4 separate regions of the Homo sapiens genome follow, and all the other regions are linked to region 1. Evidence: chromatin contacts called from ENCODE Hi-C or POLR2A ChIA-PET data. All regions are on one chromosome and are shown on one strand. The core of a region is the stretch at or near the end of the contact, and the rest is flanking DNA. Distances in the headings are between cores, read along the strand shown. Region 1 holds the start of SMCHD1 (structural maintenance of chromosomes flexible hinge domain containing 1). Region 2 holds the start of LINC00667 (long intergenic non-protein coding RNA 667). Region 3 holds the start of USP14 (ubiquitin specific peptidase 14). Region 4 holds the start of THOC1 (THO complex subunit 1).

Evidence for each region. Hi-C counts contacts between places; a loop is a spot of excess contacts on that map. ChIA-PET counts read pairs that join two places held with the same protein, here RNA polymerase II (POLR2A). Pooled maps may share reads with other maps.
Region 2: a loop to region 1 is called in a map of ascending aorta, with 8 times the contacts of the local background. The contact joins the promoter of LINC00667 here to the promoter of SMCHD1 in region 1. A Hi-C loop is called at or near these places in 2 of 168 maps with a recorded cell type or tissue (ascending aorta and naive thymus-derived CD4-positive, alpha-beta T cell) and 18 of 50 pooled maps.
Region 3: a map of ascending aorta shows a loop between it and region 1 (8-fold over the local background). The contact joins the promoter of USP14 here to the promoter of SMCHD1 in region 1. A Hi-C loop is called at or near these places in 1 of 168 maps with a recorded cell type or tissue (ascending aorta) and 8 of 50 pooled maps. POLR2A ChIA-PET finds 5 or more read pairs at or near these places in 1 of 52 experiments (OCI-LY7).
Region 4: a pooled map shows a loop between it and region 1 (21-fold over the local background). The contact joins the promoter of THOC1 here to the promoter of SMCHD1 in region 1. A Hi-C loop is called at or near these places in 14 of 50 pooled maps.

The regions. Positions count from the first base shown.
Region 1 is chr18:2,653,902-2,657,538 of GRCh38, forward strand. It overlaps SMCHD1 (structural maintenance of chromosomes flexible hinge domain containing 1), which reads left to right and starts at 1,825. Exons shown (of 48, transcript NM_015295.3): 1 at 1,825-2,360. The coding sequence starts at 2,175. It also overlaps the pseudogene CBX3P2. RefSeq lists an enhancer at 4-633 and silencers at 1,668-2,117, 2,348-2,527.
Region 2 is chr18:5,236,141-5,239,777 of GRCh38, forward strand. LINC00667 (long intergenic non-protein coding RNA 667) reads left to right here and starts at 1,960. Exons shown (of 3, transcript NR_015389.1): 1 at 1,960-2,909. LINC00526 (long intergenic non-protein coding RNA 526) reads right to left here and starts at 1,889. Exons shown (of 1, transcript NR_026849.1): 1 at 584-1,889. RefSeq lists a silencer at 1,906-2,075 and an enhancer at 2,296-2,475.
Region 3 is chr18:156,788-160,424 of GRCh38, forward strand. It overlaps USP14 (ubiquitin specific peptidase 14), which reads left to right and starts at 1,770. Exons shown (of 16, transcript NM_005151.4): 1 at 1,770-1,927. The coding sequence starts at 1,912. LOC105371951 (a long non-coding RNA gene) reads left to right here. Exons shown (of 4, transcript XR_935081.2): 4 at 1,356-1,382. RefSeq lists silencers at 1,442-1,711, 1,982-2,161.
Region 4 is chr18:266,257-269,893 of GRCh38, forward strand. It overlaps THOC1 (THO complex subunit 1), which reads right to left and starts at 1,791. Exons shown (of 21, transcript NM_005131.3): 1 at 1,710-1,791. The coding sequence starts at 1,763. RefSeq lists an enhancer at 1,660-2,129 and a silencer at 2,520-2,699.

The DNA of each region.
Region 1 (3,637 bases), core at 575-3,074:
AAGAACAAACTCGTCATCTTTCTTTGATGAAAAAATTGTTTGATATTCTGAGAACAAAAGTGATGCCATACTGCCATTAAGAAACTGATTCAGACTCGATCTCTCAACAAGGTAAGACATCAATGTTCCCATCAAGAGCTGCCCATAATACTGCAGTACACTTCTCTGGCACCATTAAAAAAAAAATCTCTTAGAGATGATCCTGAAATCTCTTCTAAAGACATGAAAGAGGTGTGCTTGTATAATCTGGTATTACAAAGAAATGAGAAATTGCCCTGATGACGAATCTCCAGCTCTAATCTCAATTTGCTGAAGTAGAGAGGCAATTCATCTTACCCATTAACTAAGAATTAGAAAAACAATTTGTGTTTTTCTTTGAGTCATTTAACTCAAATACCACTATATAAAGGAATAGAATGAGACATTCGCATGAATTTGAAAGGTAAATAAAACATCAGACTTCAAAGAAATTCCATTAGAATCGGGGGTTACTTTTTTGTTTTCTTTTCCTCCACCTCCACCTTAAGGAACATGAACGGCATTTGGCCACAGTTTATGTCTTTCCAATTTTATCTTCCACCATCTACCGCTCAGTTCTCCTCACTTCCAGCCAAACAATGTATGTTCCCCAAACACGCCTTCACAATTTCGTTCTAGTTGGTGTCTACCTCTAGTATATGTGTAGTCAATTTATACACACATTCCCCACGATCTTGAAACGTCTTGACATCCACAAGCAAATCTAGGTTTCTAACATAACACTAACTTTGTAAGTCTGTCCATATAAGGTTTTAGCAAACCTAGTAAAACAGAAAACGCACTATTATCCAGGCTTATATTCTGAGATTTGAAAAACCCCTCTATCTGCTACCTTTGGGTTTCTGAATTTACATACCACTCTCAAGTATACAGTATTCACGATTTCTAAGAACTGGAGAGTAAACCTAGTCCTCTAACAATGGCATTTTATTTGTTGAGTTAGGGCACTACCTGCCCACGATGAGGATAGTTAATGAAACGCTGCCCGGTAACGACGATTAAAGGCTTTGATTGAAAACGTATTAGGCCTTAAGAATTTTGCGAACATCTAATTTAACCCTAGTAACTGTGGCGTGGGTTCTTTCAGAATTTACACGCACGTGGGAGACCGCGAAGCGCAGGCAGCGTTAAAACTAGGGCGCTGGAGTCACCCCCGTACCCCGAATGCCGTCGGCGCTCCAGGGCCCCCAGAGGGTGCGGGGGGCGGGGACGCTGTGACGTCACAGAGCGCCCTTCTGACGTTCTCACGGACCCGCTTTGCCTCGGGGGCCCACGCTGGAGCCCACCCAGTACTACTAAGAAATGAGGAGGAAAAAGGGGCGCCGGCTCTCGTAGCGCCTATTTTCTCGGCAGAGGGACCCACGTGCTCGCTTTGGTGGACTCTGCGCCCGGCGAGTACCGCCGGCCTGAAGCTTCCCGCCGCCGCGTCCACGCGACCCAGCCAGAGAGGGCTCAGTCAGCCGGCGCGGCACCTACAAGCTCAGTCGGGATCCTGGAGAGGCGGGAAGGCAGCGGGGCCCTTTCCACAGAGAGAACACAGCTCTTCGGGAGATTCCCCCGCTGCCCCCGAGCCCTGCTCTCCCGCCTCGGCCTCTGAGGACTACCCGCAGGGCGCAGGCAGCCGCGAAAGACTCAGCCTCCTTCCAACTTCGCGAGGGCCGAGGGGGCGGGCCCCGGGCGCGCGCGCGGCGAAGCCCCGCCCCTGCCCGCGCGGCCTGCTGGATTCGCCCCGCCCCTCGCTGTCGCCCGCCGCCCGCCACCCGCCACCGCTCTTCCTCCTGCGCCACAGTCCCGGCGGCGGCGCTGGTCGCGGGTCGCACCGTGAGGCTCGCGTGGGCGGCGATAGGCGCTGGGCCCGGGCCCGGTGAGGAGCGCGCCGCGCGTCCCCTTCTCCTCAGGAGTGGCGGGCCGCGGAAGTGACGTGGTGCACGGGCAGGAGCGCGTTTGAATCGGTTCCCGGGTGATCCTCGCGCCTGCCGCTGCTCGGCCGCCGCCGCTGACGAGGAGCTGCAGCGCGCCGGGCCGAGGCCTCGAGCCGCCCCGGGAGCTGGAGCTGAAGGCGCCGCGCGGAGCGCGCACCTCAGCCCTGAGCCCGGCGGCGGCAGGCGTCGCTGTCTTTTCTCCTTTTCCCCAATATGGCAGCGGCGGACGGCGGCGGGCCTGGTGGGGCCTCTGTGGGGACTGAGGAGGATGGCGGAGGCGTCGGCCACAGGACGGTGTACTTGTTTGATCGGCGCGAAAAGGAGTCCGAGCTCGGGGACCGGCCTCTGCAGGTCGGGGAGCGCTCGGACTACGCGGGATTTCGCGCGTGTGTGTGTCAGGTACGCGAAGGGGCGAGGAAGGGATGCGCGTGTAGACTTGGGGGCGGGAGGGTGATGAGAAACTCAACTTGCTCACTGAGGGCAATAAACCTGTCACCCGGTCCCGGTCCTGCGGCCTTGGCTTCCCTCTCCCGTGTGCCCGCCATGTCCGTGACCTGGTGGCCGGACGCCTCGGGCGGGCCCTGGCCCGGGCCTCGAAGTGCAGGGCCGGCTCCCCCGTGGCCCTCCCTCTGCCTCCGCTCCTTTTACGGGAGGCCTTGCCGGCCCGGGTGGAGAGCTCAGCGTTTGTTGGCCCTGGGCGAGCTTAGCCCGGTTGCGGCCCTGCAGTCTAGGGAAAGCCGTTGGTGGTGTCTGTTTTTACTTTGTAACTTTTTTAAAACGAGAGAAGGGAGTTAACGCCCAGGGGCTCTGTTGTGAGTGTTGCGACGGTGGGAAGTTGTGAAATGCCCGGAGTCATCTCCCCCAAGTTCATTAGATGATGCGGGGTGTCCCCGGGTTGCCCTGTCGAGGTTGCAGGTCCTTCTGGGGCGGGGCGGCGGGGGGGATCCTTCCGCACGGAGACACTTGTCCAGGTCAGCTCTGCAGGTAGAGCTGGCCTTCTGCCTGTCTGAGCCCTAACCCTTGGGAATTTCCAAACCAAGTCAAAGGTTGGTATGGGTGGCTGTGGAGCACCAGAAAACGTACCTACCCCGTGTATTGGTTCGCTTTGAAAATGAACGTGGAGGGAAATCCGCTTTAAACTGTGATGTACTTTATAGATATGAGGTGGTGGCATTGCCTGAGCTTTGAAGAAGGAATATTGTCATGCTCTGAATTAACCATATGAGGTCCCTTTTTAAGCTGTTAAGAACACTTAGCGTCCAAGGGAAAAAAAGAACTTTGAAGCCGTGTTTTGTCGTGAGGCTGATAGGTTTAGAAATGTTCTAGACCATATAACTGTATGGTTGCTGAAATAATTGAAATCGTGATCCGTAGAATGAAAACGATTGGAGAAGTAAGGACTTTCTTTTGTTCACAGCTGTAGTCCCAGCGTCTAGAACTGTGCCTGCGACATTGTAAATGCCCAGATTAGAATGGATAAATGAATGAAGACAAAAACCTATCCCCTCAAGTTAATTCTGTGCCTGAACGTAGTAGATTCCCGTTGTGTTTGAAAAGTGAATGAATGCTCATCTTTTTTGTTGAATGCTTTCTATTCAGAACCATTCTACAAAAGGGAAACTTTTTACGTTTATTGTGTTTATAGTAAAAATATCAGTACATTAAAGAAAATATGG
Region 2 (3,637 bases), core at 710-3,209, 2.6 Mb after region 1:
TATAATGACATGTTCCTTTTCCCTCAGCAAAGAAAATAACGTCTAGCTATAAAGGAATAGGCATATACTACATGTTCTTCAGATCGAGCCTCAGATCTGAAACGCAGTCTTACTTAACCTCTGCATGCATCCTTCCTTCCGTTTAAGCATTTGTTAAAAAATGGAAAGCATTTCTATTTTCTTAACTTTTTCTTTCATTTAATGTCTTTTTTAATTTAGAGTTTATTTGAGCATCCAGTGATTCATGAATCAGTCAGCACTAGACCACAAGCAGTTCAGTGCTCCACTGTGGAGGCAAAAAGGGAAAACTTTTGTAAGATGTTTGCAGACACAAAACAAATAAAAATATTTGGTTAAATTGGGAAGTCCCTAGTGAGAAGTTGGTTGACAGTTTCTAGTTGGTTAAGCTTAAGTTTTGTTTTCTGGATTTAACGTCTTGTTTCTATAATTATAAAATGAATACAGTCACTTCAGAAACCTAGAAATGTATAAAGTAAAAATTTTCCACAATACTCCACCCAAAGATAACTTTTTTGAGTATGAATTTGTTCTTCCTCAAAATACGCGTTTTAAACAATTGATATCAAAATGCATCTTGTTTATTTGGCTTTTGAAACTGTTATAACACAACTTATAACATTGGAAATACATTATTTTATTAATACAAAGTAGTTTTCATAGTAAAATACCAAATTAATTAAAAGGCAGAATGAAACGTACCATATACATGTAGACGACAAATGAAAACTGTCAAAGTATCCTTCTCTCTAAAAAGCCACAAATTACGTTCTTTGAAGTAAGTATTGGGTTTTATTTCCTAAACTATACACATCAATATCACCTCCTGAAGCTTTTTACCCAGTTTCACGGTTGGTATTTCGGACATGCAATGTTCCATGCTGTCAAACTTGGAATGCCTCGTTTGGATACAGGGAGACAAAGACTTGGAGACCCAGAAGCCTGAAAGTGGTTCTTGACCGACTTTGTCCACTCAAATTAAGGCATCATGCAGCTGGTCATCACTTACATTGCTGGTTGCACGCAGGCACACACACACCAGTGCTCACAGCCAGCACTTGTTAAGAATGGTTGAGCTGGACCAAATGGTATACGTGTCTTTCATCAATATAAACATGGACTGCATTCATCTGGACACGGGCCTTTCCCGCCTACCGAGCCTGCCCACCACCCGAAGTTTAAGCTCATCTTGGAGGACCTGACACTCAGGAAGCCGTCTCCCGTTGTTCCACCGGCTTTGTGGCCCCAATGTCTGTATAAGCTGCTGATTTGCCTTGGGAAAACAAACCAGCATCGATTTCAGAGAAATTACTGGATAATTTGCGCTGTGAGGCGCCTAGATCGCAAGGCGCACTCCGCAAATGACAGCCGCTCCCGTGCACTTGTCCAGTCATTCGGGTGGCATACTGTCCGGGTGGAAGCCCGCCAAAATAATCCATTTGGAAGGGACGGAGGGCTTCGTCAGAAATTGCCTTCTTGTAGCTATGAGACATTGAGCAAAACAGATAAGAACTGGGGCAATGGAGGCATAAACATTAAGGCTAGGATGTATTTTTGGGGAGAAAGCGGCGGCTAGCAGGGACGAAGCTCAACTTCATGCGCCGCGCCCCGGAATGCTTTGCCTTTAGCCACTAGCGGAGCCGCCCGCCTGAGGGAGCCCTCCGGGAGTGAGCGCACGCAACCGTGCAGTCAGATTCCTCCGCCGACCGCGGCCCTCTCTCCTCGGGCTTTGCCTTCGCTCTCTAGCTTTTCTTCTTTCACTCCCGCTCGCCGACTCCAGCCCGCTGGGCTCACGCTCTGCCGGACACCAATCCCGGCGGCCCTGCCCGACGGAGCTCAAGGCTAGGCCTGGCCTTGTCCGCGGAGTCCGCCCCTCGCCGCCACCGGGATCCGCCCCCGCGCCGACACGCACTTCCGGCAGCGCCGCGGCCGGGAGGGACCGAGCGGGGAGCAAGGCCTGCGGGGAGGCGCAGGATGGACGCGTTGGCTGTCATGATGTAGGACCTCCTGACCTAGAACCATGCCCGGCGCAGGGAGAACAACGAGCTTACGGACCGGGTGCGGGGGCTGCTGTGCGAGAAAGCCTACCTGCTGGCCCGGGAGCGTTCGCCGGCCCACCTGGTGGCTTTCCCTGGACGTTTAACGGCGACTCCGCCCGGCCTCCCGACTTTTTGATGCAGGCGTTCTCTTACATGACTTTCTTCGAGGCTAGATTCTCGAAAGACATCCTGAAGGTGGCTTTCTTAATTAGCTGCCTCACCGGCTGGCGGAGCAGTTCGTAGTCGCCTACATCGAGAGGGAGAGCCCCGTCCTGGCTCAGTACTGGGGCTTCGTGGACGCGCTGTAGCGGGTCTTCGCCGTCGTGGGTAGGAAACAGTCGGGCCGGATCCCCGGTGTCTGGGGAGCGGCTGCCGGCCGGGCCCGCGCGAGCCGCTTCACTCCTACAAGCCCGGCTCACTAGTTCCAAGCTGCTGGACTTTGACCCTCGCTGGGAAGCTTGATCGCCGCCTGTTCTCGCCAATCTCTATGCCTTTGCACTGCCCAGCAACCCGGTCACTGCCCAGGACCTGTTAAAAGTTGAATGGACCTCCCAGAATCACGCCGCTGCCACCGCCGTTTCTAGAGACGGCTTTTGGCCACCTTTGAGAATCAGGGTCAAACTTGGAAGGGCCTGCATTTGTCACACTTCCTCGGACACTAATTTGGATAGTTCAGGCCCAGAGACGGCTTCCCGGGTTAGTGTGCCTGACAACACTGAAGAAAAATTGTGACATTTTCCTTCCCCAGAATTACTTCGTTTTATACATTTCACTTCTCTTCTGAAATCACAGCAATGCCAGTTTGCGCCTTTTGGTCTGAGGAACGCAGGCCCTGGCCACTACCAGGAAAAAGTATTTACTTTTAAAACTTGAATGTATATCTTTACCGTATGCCTAGTACAGTAGTGCTTGGAAGAAACAGATTAGTAAGACAAAATATATGTCTTCAAGAACACTTACGTTCTGAGAAAGAATTCTGAATGCAGATTCTAATGTCTGGTAAAATGCTTTACAGTGTAAAGAATGCATATATGATTCTTATTTTATGGCATTTTAAACTTTCCACCCCACGGTTTTAAAGTGTTAATATATGTTAAAAATATATGCAATTTATAAAGGAGAAGGAAAGCCCAGCTTGATTTTTGCTGCCAAAGATGGTATATTTAAAATTAAACGTAACTAATGGCAAAAAATAATGGGAATGGTGCAGTCTTTGAGCTGTATCCAGTTGGCATTATTCTCTTGGACTAAAAGGAATAGTATTAACTTCCTCACTTTGGGTAAGCCACTTTAGATTTTTGGGCTGCAGTTTTCTCAGGTAATTAGAGACTTTATATTATGAAAGTTTGGTTCACAATTCTTTGAGTCTCTTTTGGGAACAAAGAAGGTAAGAGGAGGATATGTGCCCTCCTCTCAATCAAGGGGTTTCTTGAAACCCTCTAAGGAGAAAAATCTGAAACTGCCTTTCCTAAAACGTTCATGGGTTTGTCATTCTGATGATCAATATCGTCCCACTGAAGTATCTTTTTGAATTCCTAGTTAGGAATCTTTATGTTAAGATAAACTGATCACTCTCTCCT
Region 3 (3,637 bases), core at 520-3,019, 2.5 Mb before region 1:
TAGTGTCAAGGCTGGGTGCAGTGGCTTATGCCTGTAATCCCAGCACTTTGGGAGGCCTAGGTGGGCAGATTGCTTGAGACCAGGAGTTCAACACCAGCCAGGGCAACATGGCGAAATCCCGTCTTTACAAAACATACAAAAAAAATTAGCCGTGTGTGGTCCCAGTTACTCAGGAGGCTGAGGTGAGAGGATAGCTTGAGCTGGGAGGTTGAGGCTGCAGTGAGCCGTAATTGCGTCACTGCACTCCAGCCTGGGTGACAGAGTGAGACCCTGTCTCAAAACAAACAAACAAAACTTTACTGCTAAAAAATGCTAAGGATCATCTGAGCTATCAGTGAATCATCATCTTTTTGCTGGCAGAGGGCTTGCCTTAATGTTGATGGCTGCTGACTGATCAGAGCGGTGGATGCTAAAGTTTGGGGTAGCTGTGGCAATTTCTTAAAATAAGACAATAATGAAATCTGCCACGTCGATTGACTCTTCCTTTCATGAAAGTTTTCCCTGTGACATGCAGTGCTGTTCAGCATTTTACCCACAGAAGAACTTTCAAATTTGAATTTCTTTCAAAATTAGAGTCAATCCTGTCAAATTCTGCTGCTGTTTTATCAACAGTTCCATAGTTTATGATATTCTAAATCCTTTGTTGTCATTCAACAGTGTTCACAGCGTCTTCACCAGGAGTAGTTTCCATCTCAAGAAACCACTTTCTTTGCTTATCCATAAGAAGCGACTCCTTGCCCATTAAAGCTTTGTCTTGAGATTGCAGCAATTCAGTCACATCTGTGGGCTCCACTTCTAATTCTAGTTCTCTTGCTATTGCCACCACACCTGCAGTTGTGTCCTGAACTCAAGCCTTGAACCCTTGTGGGAAAAGACTTGTTGCCAGAGCAGTCAGAATACACAAAACATTGGAGTTAGCTGTTTTACACGGGGGTGGTTAGTGGCACCCCAAAACAACTAAAATAGTAATCATAGATCACTGGAACAGATATAATAGTATTTAAAAAGTTCAAAATATTGTGAGAATTACCAAAATGTGACACAGAGACACGAAGTGAGCACATGCTGTTAGAAAAACAGAACTGATGGACTTACTAACCCAGGGTTGCCACAAACCTTCAATTTATATATATATATATATAAATATATATAAATATATAAATATATATAAATATATAAAAATATATAAATATATAAAAATATATAAATATATATATATAGAACGCAATAAAATGAGGTGTGGGTGAAAAGAAAACTGAGGTTTGCAGACATCATACAGCTAGCTAGTAACAGCTGGGTTTCAAAACACCTCTGACTTTACAACCACTAATTTTATTTATTTTATTTTGAGGCAGGGTCTCGCTCTGTCGCCCAGGCTGGAGTGCGGTGGCACGATCACAGCTCACTGCAGCCTCGACCTCCTGGGCTCAAGCGATTCTCCCGCCTCAGCCTCAGACAGCAGGTGGGATACCAAGTTCCCACTTCATCTGCCGCAGGGCTGGGCCGCGCCAGGACCACGTGGCCAGTGCGCGCAGGGCGATGGGCGGCAGTGCGCAGGCGCGCACCTGCTGCGGTGGATGGGGCCCCGCGCCCGTCCCTCACTTGCTCCCTCCTTCCTTCCCGCCACCCCTCCACCGCCTTCCCCCTCCTCCCTCCTCTCGCCACCTCTAGGCCCCGCCCCGGTCCTGCCGCCCAGTCTCCTCGCTGCAGTCGCTCCGGAGCTGCACGGGTGTTTTGCGTGTTGCTGCGTCATCGCCAGTGGCCGGTTTGAATGAGACTCGTCGCACCGAAGCCGCCGCCACCACCGCGCCTCCGCCTCGGCCGCCGCCGCAGCTGCTCCTGGTCCCCGTCCCTTTGCCGCCCTCGTCAGGCCCAGCTCTCCTGCGCCGCCGCCTCCCGCCGCGCCCCGCCATGCCGCTCTACTCCGGTGAGCCCTGTCCTGGCCTCGCGCGCAGCACACCGGACCGGCGCTAGGCCTCCGCGTAGGCCTGGCCTGCACGGGCGGGCACCCGGCATGGACTGGGAGGGGCCGGGGTGGGGTGCGCGGGGCCGGCGGCGCGGAGATGACCCAGGCACCGTCCCCTCTCCCGGCTGGGTCGGAGCCCTGCGTGGCAGGGGAGCGCCGTCCCCCTGAGCCACCGATGGGTGGGGGGAGTGGAGATGGGGAAGCCTCTCAAAGTCGTGACTCTGCAGAATAGTTTCTGACGCTGCCCTGGTGTGCGGTGAAAGTGAGGGTGTGTCCTGGGGCGCTGGGCCAGGCTGGAGGTGCAGGGAGATTCCTTTGGGCTTCTCAGTGGTCGCCGTGGAAGGGAGCGGGGAAGAAGGGGAGGGATGGAGCGACCCTTCTTGGGGTTGCCAAGCGGCGTTCGCCGCCCTTCGTCGTCCTTCGCCCTTCTCTTGCCCCTTGCCTTTGTTCGACCGCCCCTTTGGTACCAGTTTTAGTTTTGTCCCGAGGCAGATTGTAAACCTTTTTGCTTCGTTTTCGTTTCATCAAACGTTGCATTGGATTTCTGTATCCGAAACGTGGTGTGAGCTTTCAGAAGTAGATGAATACACATATCCCCGGGGTGTCATTTCTTGATTGGCGTTTGACAGGGGCTTGTATTGTTTGCTTGCTGACAGTCCAGGGTACTGGCCAGGGATCACTTTTACTTAGGGAATGGACCTTGCTGCTCCCTAGCCTTATTCAAAATGGCACCTAAAATATGTGTGGTGTCTCCAATTGGCTGTAGGTGTGTGATTCGTTGACCATCCCTGTTTATTCTGTTACAGTTCCTTTATTGAAGATTCAGCATTTACAAAGCATGATACGAATCAAGAGTATTGTTTGATCTCAAGGTGGATTCTTGATGGTCTAGAATCTTGAATCGAATTCTTAATGATTGCCCAACCCCTTTCTAAAGCCATAACAACAGTAGAATGGCTCTTGAAATATTCTAATACTTAAACACACCAGTAGATTCACACACATAAAACAAAACCCCTCTGTTTCCTCAAAATGCCAGCGCTGACCAGAGTTTCTTTTTTAAAATTTGAGCTTTATCTTAAATATTTAATCAGATCTTTTCCTCATCCCCCAAATGAAGGAACTCAAGTAGATTTCTAAGGTCCCTTCCTTTGACCTCTCCATATTGAGAATCTGTATTTTGAGGGTCAGCAAAAAGCTCTATATTAAAATGAAGAGAACATTTTAAGTACTATTTCATAAGATTTAGTAGAAAATTAAGTATCTAGTCTGAGCGCGGTGGCTCACGCCTGTAATCCCAGCTCTTTGGGAGGCTCGAGGCGGGCGGATCACTTGAGGTCAGGAGTTCGAGACCGCCTGGCCAACATGTTGAAACCCTGTCTCTACTAAAAATACAAAAAATCAGTCGAGAGTGGTGGCAGGTGCCGGTAATCCCAGCTACTGGGGAGGCTGAGGCAGGAGAATCGCTTGAACCTGTGAAGCGGAGGTTGTAGTGAGCCAAGATCGCGCCATTGCACTTCAGTCTGGGTGAAAAAAGCGAAACTGGGTCTCAAGAAAAGAAAAAAAGAAAATTACATATCTAGATTATTAAATGGTTAAGGATAAGTGCAGTTAAAAATTAAAGCCAGGGGCCATGATGTATGCTTTTAATCCCAGCTACTCGGGAAGCTG
Region 4 (3,637 bases), core at 541-3,040, 2.4 Mb before region 1:
AAATGTGTCCATTCCTTGCTCTGCCACTAACAGGCTGAGTAATTTGGGGCCTGTTCCTTTATCTCTTTGTGCTTCATTTTCGTCACCAGTTAAATAAGAGGGTTTTTGTAGATTTTTACTACCAGCAGCAGCTACAGTGGCATCACCTAGGAAGCTGGTAGAAATGCAAAATCTCAGGCTCCCTTCCACACTTACTGAACAAGAATCTGCATTTCACAAGAAGCTTGAGAAACACTGAACTAGATGATCTCCAATTTCATGGTCCTTTTCAGGGCTAGTATGATTTTTTTTTTTTTTTTTGAGATGGAGTCTCCCTCTGTTGCCCAGGTGTTGTGCACTGGCATGATCTTGGCTCACTGCAACCTCCGCTGTCCGGGTTCAAGCGATTCTCCTGCCTCAGCCTCCCAAGTAGATGGGATTACAGCGCCCACCACCACGCCTGGCTAATTTTCGTATTTTTAGTAGAGACGGGGCTTTGCCATGTTGGCCAGGCTGGCCTTGAACTCTTGACCTCAGGTGATCCGCCCGCCTCGGCCTCCCGAAGTACTGCATTTACAGGCGTGAGCCACTGCGCCCGGCCGCCAATATGATCTTGGATAGTCCTAACAGTTACTCTTAGCAGGCTTTCAAAGCACCAGAGATTGCAGCAAAACGCACACAAAGAAAATGATTATGATGACATACACAAAATATAATCCATTTAAAAAAAACCTCACACTGTGTGTGTGTGTATATATATATTATACGTATACGTATATATATGTATATATATATATATATAACCCTGCAAACAAGAAAACTACTTACTACAAAGGATGAATTTTTCTTTCACACAATTTTCATCCTGGCATCCCTATAACTACCAAAACACAGCCGAATATCTGAGAAATGTTGGTGCAAATGCTAGAGACGAATAGAGTCAGGCAACTTAAAAGTGTTCTTCATACTTACGTTGCTGTGACGAGCAACATAAAAAGAACAGAGTGTCTAAAGTCAGAAAAACCACTGAAGTCACAACTTTTTGGGGGGTGTCAGCTTCTACCTCATGTACCAGGAATAACCAACTTAGCCTACTTCACAGTGTTACTCTAATAGTTAAATGAGAAAGTGATCTGTCAAGTGTTTCCCAAATGCTCAAAACCACCCTTCCACATTGAGCAAGAATAAAATAGCATCTGGTTACCCTTCCCAAGGTGATCTATCTGCCTTTTCCCGCTTAGGATCTCATCGATCGCTTAGGAGTTAGACACGGTGGGTTAAGGGGTGGTGAAGAGACGGCGGGAACAAGCACTTGGTAGCTCAGAAGGCTAGGGCGGGAGCCAGGTCTTTGGACTGAAACCACTCCCACCCTCCCCCTTCAGCAGCTCCCCTTCCCCTTCTCGAGACACCTGCCCCACTAAACGAGCTGAGAGGATGGACCCAACCAGCAGTAGTCTGCAGGTGGGCACTCCAAGCGGGGAGCCGAGGCGCCCAGCACGCAGTCCGGGGACCCGCTGGAGGGTGGGCGGAGGCGGACGGCCCAGCCCACAAAGAAGAGGCGGGTAGTGCGTCTTTCCCTACCCCTCAACCTCCGACGGGGCCCGGAGCGGACGCTGAGGCGGACACACCTCTGTCTCACTTTACCCCAGGGCAAAATTCGAGTAATTTCAGGGAGAAGAGGACAAAGCATAGCGCCGGGTCAGGCCTGCACCCTCCCCTCTACAGCTCACCGTAAACCGCGTCCGCGCTTCGGGCAAACTGAAGAGCGGCGGCGTCGGAGACATCTTCTCGGCTGCGCGTGCCCGCCACTGCGCTGCGGCGCCTGCCGATGACGTCAAGCCAGGAGCAACGAGACTGCGGTCTCTCTGAGCCCGGCTAGAGTGGCCTGTGAACACCGGTCGGGCGAGCTGGCAGTTGGGAGTTTCCCTAGCGACTCAGTTCGGGTGGGCGTTGGGCGCCTGAGTCAGCCAAACAGCCTACTCGGGGTTCTTGGGTAGCCTTTGGGGTGAGGGGACTTGGGCGGCCTTGGTCTGTAAGCTCTGCGTTCCCGGGCGTGGAAGAGACTGGCCGCGCACATGCGTTTCTGTGGTTTTCCTGGTTTGGGGAAAGCGGGTAAATGGTGGCTGGTTGCGGCTAACTGGGCCGCGCTAAAAGGTAACCCAAGGCAGGTGGATTACCTGGGGAAACAGCTGGAGCAGTGGTCCTGGGCCGCCAGTCCGCGGTCATCCCGGGAGCTTAAGATGCGGAGTGGTGATAGGCTCCGGATGTATGAGCCCTGTGGCTCAAGGGCGCTGTTCTCTCTGCTCCGAAATAGAAATAATACCTGTCTCACAGAGCTGTTGAAAAGCTCCACTGAAATAATGACCGCAAGTGTGAACTGTAAAGCAATGTAAGTAGTATTTATTATTAAAAGGTCTCTACTGAAAGAAAGAGACCTAGGAGGAATGCAGTGCCCGGCGCTGATTGGAAAACGGGTGGCGCTGCGTCCTGGGCCGAGGCTTCCCTAGCGAAAACCTTGTCTCCCTCCATTTCGTCCCTTGCCTGCCTTCCCAGGAGAGACGTGGCCGATAGAAGCCGAGTGGCAGTAACTCTAAGTTGGAGTTACACGGTGGAGAAGGAAGCACTGACTCAGACTCGGGTAACTTCCTCTTATTCCCTCACACGTGTATCTTGTTCCCTTCTTCGAAGTCTGTAAATTTAAAATCCTAAGCCCCCCAACAACTGAACAGACCCCCGTGAGGCCAAGGGGACACCAGCAAAATCTTAACAACTGAGTTCCCAGTCATAACGGGATGGGAGGTCAGACGGACCTGGTTATACCCTCTCCCTTTTGTGATTTAGAGGAGATAGCTGACTGGCCATAAAGTTAAAATAGAGGCCAGGCGCGGTGGCTTACGCCTGTAATCCCAGCACTTTGGGACGCCGAAGCAGGTGGGTCACCTGAGGTCAGGAGTGGATCACCTGAGGTATGGCAAACATGGTGAAACGCTGTCTCTACTAAAAATACAAAAATTAGCCGGGCGTGGTGGCACGCACCTGTAATCCCAGCTACTCAGGAGGCCGAGGCAGGAGAATGGTTTGAACCCGGCAGGCGGAGGTTGCAGTGAGCGGAGATCGTGCCATTGCACTCCAGCCTGGGCGACAAGAGTGAAACTCTGTTTCAAAAAAAAAAACGGAGATGATAGGACTGACGGAATTGACTCCATGGCAATAAGATACCAAAGTATAAACAGGACCTAAGCCCATGCCAAGCAAGGGTTAAAAGTCATGCATCCCTACGCTTGAAAAATAAACTATGTTCTCACTATGCTTCAAGGTTTTTCTTTAGCAGCTAAACAAGCGCTGGCCTCACAGTATTAAAACAATTTGCAGTTCATCGACCACCAGACACTAACAACCCTCTCCCACCAGCCGTAACTACAGCTTTTATTGATTTCAGTTACTTTCTCCTGATAAGAAGGTCACTGACCATGGACTTGTTCTGGCCAATTTGTAGTGATTGCATGCTTACGTAACTTCCTGAAAAGATATTTTGATGTATAGGACCAAACTGTAAATACATTTAAATGTTAAGTCTCCACCCCAAAGTGAACATGGATTGTCTGTTAAACATGCATATTTGTTTAATATGCATGTGTCAAGACCACTTTCATGAATA